2 separate regions of the Homo sapiens genome follow, and region 1 is linked to region 2. A link is a contact called in ENCODE Hi-C or POLR2A ChIA-PET data. All regions are on one chromosome and are shown on one strand. Each heading gives the region's core, a stretch centred on a gene start or an enhancer-like site at or near the end of the contact. The rest is flanking DNA. Distances are from core to core; before and after follow the strand shown. Region 1 overlaps QKI (QKI, KH domain containing RNA binding). Region 2 overlaps QKI (QKI, KH domain containing RNA binding).

Region 1 (2,852 bases), core at 316-2,815, 94 kb after region 2:
TGTTGGTCAGGCAAGCCTCAAACTCCTGACCTCAAGTGATCCACCCACCTGGCCTCCCAAAGTGCTGAGATTACAGGCATGAGCCACCATGCCCAGCTCAGGTTCCTATTTTTTATCTTCTTTTGTAGAACAAGGCTCTATTAAACTCCCAATTGGTATTTATATGTCCCACCTTCCAGCCCAACCATATCATCTAATAATATCCGTCTAAAATAACAATCAACTTTGGAGGTGTTTTTTTTTTAATCTATAAATTGATGTGGCTCTACTAATGCTAGTATGTAGCCGGAGTTGTGAATCATATAAATCCTTCAGAAGTTTATCATGCCTGTTAAGATTACTATTACTATTAATAAAATCACAGATTGTATCGTATTTAGCATTAGAAGAAGTAAGTACTTATTATTGAGACTTGGCTTTTGTTTTTCTGAGATTGTTACTTTTCAGTGGATCTGTTTATACCTTGTTGAAGAGAGGCAGAACATATTGTCCTAAGGTACAAATCTTTGTTAGTTTTATATAGTTTTAATGGAGGAGGAGCATCATATTTGTGTGTGTTTGAGTGTTTTAAGCTTTTCTGGTTAAATAAAGTGCCTGACACTTTCCCTCTACCTTGCTTTATGTGTGGAAAGTTGTTGATTGGTTACACAGGTATTGAGAACTGAAAAAGGAGAAAGACAGGCTGTAATACAGATTTAGAGACTGCAAAAAAAGCATCTTTTACCCCAGGGCTGGAATAAAAGAGAAGAAAGCCTGTGTAATGATGAAACCAAGACCCTGGCTTGGTGTCTCTCAGCTACTTCAAGAACCTCAGGAGCTCAGAGGGGAGAACCCTAGCTGGCTGCTTCTGGTGTGCATGGAGGGAAGGGGCTGCACGATGAGACTGGTTCTAGAGGTGCTGGGAAAGAAGCATGGAGCCAGGAGACAGCTGCCTCTGGCAAGTGCATAGCTGAAAGGAGCGCACATGGGAAAGAGAACATCTCTTTCCCTCATCCAGCTCTTCAGGGTCGGCTGCTTTACACCCACACTATGCCTCAGTTCTGAGAACCTCACAGAAAACCGGCTGGCAAAGAAGTAGTAGTTGTAGAGCCCTACACTTAAGCATTGGAAAGCATATGGCAGTTCAGTTTGGAACTTAGTAACTGCCACATCATCTTGGAGAAAAACTCAAGAAATATGAAAGCATATTTTTCTACCAGCTGTATAGGATAAGTTGGAATAAGTTGATCAACCAGATGAATATTCAGCTGTGTACCTGACATCTCCACTTAGGTGTTTAAGATAAGTATTTCAGATGTAACCTTTCAAGAGAGAACTTCTGATTCCATATTCCTCAATTTTTATCTCATTACATGGAGCCACCGTCTACTTTATTGCTTAAATCAAGAACCTAAACAACATTGTTCAATTTCTCCTTTTCCCTTACCCTCTGTGTCCAACTGATCATCATGCCTTGTCAGGTTAACATAACTCTTTTCATCTCTGTTACAACCTCTACCCCAGTCCAGTTCATCCTCTCTGTTGCCTGGACAATGTTAAAGCTCATGACCTATCTCAGTAATCACGCTGGCGCCCCCAGCAGTCCATCCACAAAATAGCACAGTGAGGCTTTAAAGACAAATCCTTTTTTGTCACTTCCCTCTCATAAACCCCTTTGTTTAAGTCAATCAAATTATCTGTCATCTTCTGTCTGCCAAAGCTGTCGGAGCAGATCAAGGTGGTAATTGGCATCAAAATTCTTCATAAAATGTGGTCACTCATCATTTTTTCTTTTCTCTGATATTTGTTATTCTTCAATTAAATTAGTCATGTATTTTTTTGTTTGGAAAACCTTTTCTACCCATTATTTCAAATTTATAGAAAACTAATTCATTTTTTAAAATATGTTGAGCACATTCATTTTTGCAAGGCTTTGGGGGTTACAAGGAACATGGGTTTATTGGTTATTGGTTAGTTTATGGATACAATTCATGATAAATTTCTTTAAAAATCAAAAAATAGAAAAACTGAGATAGCACATGGCTATATATGATTGATCACCCCAAAAATAAGCAGCATGAATTTATAAAAGCAAGACCAGTATGCGTGAGAGTTCTTAGAAAAGCCTGCACTCAGGAGAATCGCTTGAACCAGGGAGTTGGAGGTTGCAGTGAGCCAAGATCACGCCACAGCACTGAAGCCTAGCGACAGAGCGAAACTCCAGCTCAAAAAAAAAAAAAAAAAAAAAGCCTGCACTCTGAGAGAAAACGATGATCTGTGTTATTGAGGAACACATAGGATGCTTCCAATAGGAGCCTAACTTGGAGAGGAAAGTACCAGGTCTACTCGGGGATTGTGGACAGATGATTTTGACTAATGCAAAACATTTGCAAGCAAGGTTGCTCATGTAAACTGTTCAATGCCCTGAATGCTGGAGAATTTGGGCCTTTGTGATAGGCAGTGGTTCGAATTATTTTTTTAGTTGACATAGTTTTAATGATTTGGAAATACACATTTGTTTCAGCTCTCTGGTGATTACTTTGTTGTAGTTTTTTTTTAAAAGTATATAGATCTAAAAATACTAAATAAACATGATTTTCTTACTTTCTAACATGTGGTCTGATGAATTCAAAAGATACTTCCACTTAAAGGCATCATAAGACTGGAGAAGGTATAATGTAATGGTTAAACATGAGGACTTTGAATCAGGTATTCTGGGTTGGAAGCCAGGTTTGCAATGTGAACTTTTGTGGCTTTGGATAAGCTGCCTACCCTGCCTGAGCCTCAGGGATAATGCACTGCCAATACCACACATTTGTTAGGAAGCGTAAATGATTGGATAATGAAGATCTAGTGTCTAAGTCTAGAAAAGT
Region 2 (2,757 bases), core at 45-2,544:
GCCAAACTGCATAAGCAGGTATAAGGCGTCTGCTCTTGTTGCTTTCCATTAGCCCAGTGATTCTCACCTGGTGGCAGTTTTACCTATGGGGACATTTGGCAATACTAGAGATACTTTTGGTGTCTAAACTTGGGAGAGGGGGTACTATTGGCATCTAGTGGGTGGAGTCCAGGGATACTGTTAAACATCCTGTAATGCACAGGGCAGTCAGCCTCCGTGCACCTCCAGCCCCCCAACAAAGAATTACCTGGACCCAAATGTCAGTAGTGCTGAGGTTGAGAAACCCTGCGTTAGTGATACCAAGTCACTTCATTTACAGAGAGAAGGGGACTGAAATAAATATTTGCCGAAAAATAATTGAGATGATCACATTGGCTTTGAGCATATGCTTGCTTTTTAGAATCTGTTTCTTTGTCTATGAAGTTATAAGGTTCACTTCATAGGATTGTTGGGAGGAGTAAAGGTAACAAATGTGTGACATCTGATAGAGCAGGCACTCTGTGGTTTTTGTGATTACACATAAGAAAAATAATCCTGTTCTTGAAGGAGTTCAGTCTTGTGTGAAGGATAAACGATTAAATTATTGAAGACTTTAAGTTTCTCATGCATTCATGAAACTACAGACATGAAAGAACATTGAAGTTATATTTAGACCATCAAATTGTTTATTTGGCTGGTCAGGTTTTCTTGTTTGAATCCATGGAGATGTGTTATAAATGATTATGAATAGAGTTAACTGATTTATTTAAGTAAAAAGTGTTATATTTTGAATGAGTCAGTAATAATTTTGTCATTAAATTTGCCTAGTTATCAATTTCAAGTTGTTAGAAATTGTTCTATAGGATCTGCCAGAGTAGTAGACTTGATAAATATTGGCAAGGTCTAGCTGTTGATGATACTAGTCGTCCTGTTAAATACATGAACAGATTAGATTGGTAAACTGCTTCCTTTGGACATGATGATTAAATTGTAGTGAGACTTCTTGGAGTTTTATGTGAATATAATTCTGATTTTCTGATGTTTTTAAAATGGGATTTAATTTTGACTAATAGCTTTGAAAGGCATCTCTTGGGTCTAGGCCATCATGAATACCCATATTGTCAAAGGTTTTGTAAGACAGACAAATGTCTTTTCAAGGATTGTGTTTTCAGCCTGTAGGATCCCAGCCTGGTTGCTATAGTTAGTAGTTTAGATTCATAATGTTATTCACAGTACACTCCACTGTCTCTCTTATAATAATACATGTTGATGATGGAACACGAGTTGTAAGTTCTCTTTCTGTTTCATTTTCCTGGGTTTGCAAATCAGCTTAGGCTCGTCATAGCTTCTGAGTTAGTTAGCATAGGGTTGTTGTTTGTCAGCAGTCTTGAGAAGTTGGTGTCAAATTGGGTGTTGAGCTGGCGTTTGTTTTAGAGGGATTATGGGGAGAGGGGCCAATTCAGTAAGTTATCTTTCCTTAAAGTCTTTGTTCCTTTGACCATTGCGGCCTTCTTATTGTTGAAGGATCACGAACTTCAGGAGTCTTGATGTACACTACTTTCACTTTCATTCTTCTGAATAACAAATGATATTAAATCAAAATTTAATGATATTCAAAGTCTCCTTTTTCAATACCCAGGTTAACACTTGATTTTTGCCTGAATATGATCATATTTTGTGAGTGAAAATAATAATGCTTTAAAATTACGATCTACACATCTGTCTTTGATAGTTTGTACAGAAATCTATTTAAAGGTAGTTTTTCTCAAAAGGTTAGTACATATTTGTATTCAGTGGAGTTGTGAAGTGATTCAGATTACATATTAAAGTTTTAATTTAGCAGTGTGATTTGATAATATAGGGCATATCTTTATGTTTTAGGTAGGGAAAACTTAATGTATAAGTTCAACTAGATCGGTTTAGTAAAAGCCAATTTATGACTCTTTGTTTTGTTTTGAAGTTTCCTCTTTATTTCACTCTGTAAGGGTATATTTAGGGCCTGTTGTGTACCAAATATTTCATAGGCTTTTTATGGTTTGGGATATACCACATTTCTTAGAATGTTAGTAAATAATTACAGAAAGGGTTACAGGACAGTCTGAAAACAATACATTTTGTTTAGCTGATATTTTTCCAACGTTTAACATTTCTTTAAATAATAAGGCCTCTCTGAGTTTTAAAAATGCAGGCACTTTCTTTTATAAATAATATATTTTAGTATTTGATAGGAACTAGTGCTTAGAAGAACAAAATGAAAGATGGGGTTGTTAGGGAAGAATTATTCAGATTAGACAGAAACGTTTGTCTATGGTTTATCTAAAAAGAGTTTCATGTTAGGATCTACTCTGTTAAAATTACTGCTTCAAAGGACTTATGGATAATTTGATATCTACTCATAGGTGTTCAATCTCCATATCTCTTAAGATTCTTGCTGAAATAGCCAAAGTATGTAATATGGAAATCGAGGAGAAATCTGCTTCTCAGTGCTATCCATATTCCAGGAACATTGAGCTGTTTCTGATAAAGATTAAAGGAAAGCTCAAGGTGATGATCTACTTTCAGCCCAATTTGAGAGAGCAGTGTCTCCGGGAGTAAAATGGCTAATAACAGAATCTTCCTCATCCTAACCCCTCAGAATTGTCACACATGAAATGGGCTATGAAGCAGTCAAAGGTTATACTGCTTGAACTCTTCCACTCATTTCAGTTCCTGTTTATAAGTAGGTGACCTAAATTTATTTTGTAAGTTAATGAGACTATGTTTTCTTTTGATTTCAGT

The links. Hi-C counts contacts between places; a loop is a spot of excess contacts on that map. ChIA-PET counts read pairs that join two places held with the same protein, here RNA polymerase II (POLR2A). Pooled maps may share reads with other maps.
Region 1: a loop to region 2 is called in a pooled map, with 5 times the contacts of the local background. The contact joins two enhancer-like sites. A Hi-C loop is called at or near these places in 4 of 50 pooled maps. POLR2A ChIA-PET finds 5 or more read pairs at or near these places in 2 of 52 experiments (BJ and T-cell).

Annotation. Positions count from the first base shown.
Region 1 is chr6:163,553,304-163,556,155 of GRCh38, forward strand. The region is part of intron 4 of QKI (QKI, KH domain containing RNA binding); the gene reads left to right. Among named protein-coding and RNA genes, the nearest start is that of QKI, 140 kb to the left of the region's middle. Within about 2 kb of position 1,566, at least 5 of the 41 ENCODE cell types and tissues checked have a DNase peak (open chromatin) inside an H3K27ac peak, as active enhancers do.
Region 2 is chr6:163,459,222-163,461,978 of GRCh38, forward strand. The region is part of intron 2 of QKI (QKI, KH domain containing RNA binding); the gene reads left to right. Among named protein-coding and RNA genes, the nearest start is that of QKI, 46 kb to the left of the region's middle. RefSeq lists an enhancer at 1,161-1,390. Within about 2 kb of position 1,295, at least 7 of the 41 ENCODE cell types and tissues checked have a DNase peak (open chromatin) inside an H3K27ac peak, as active enhancers do.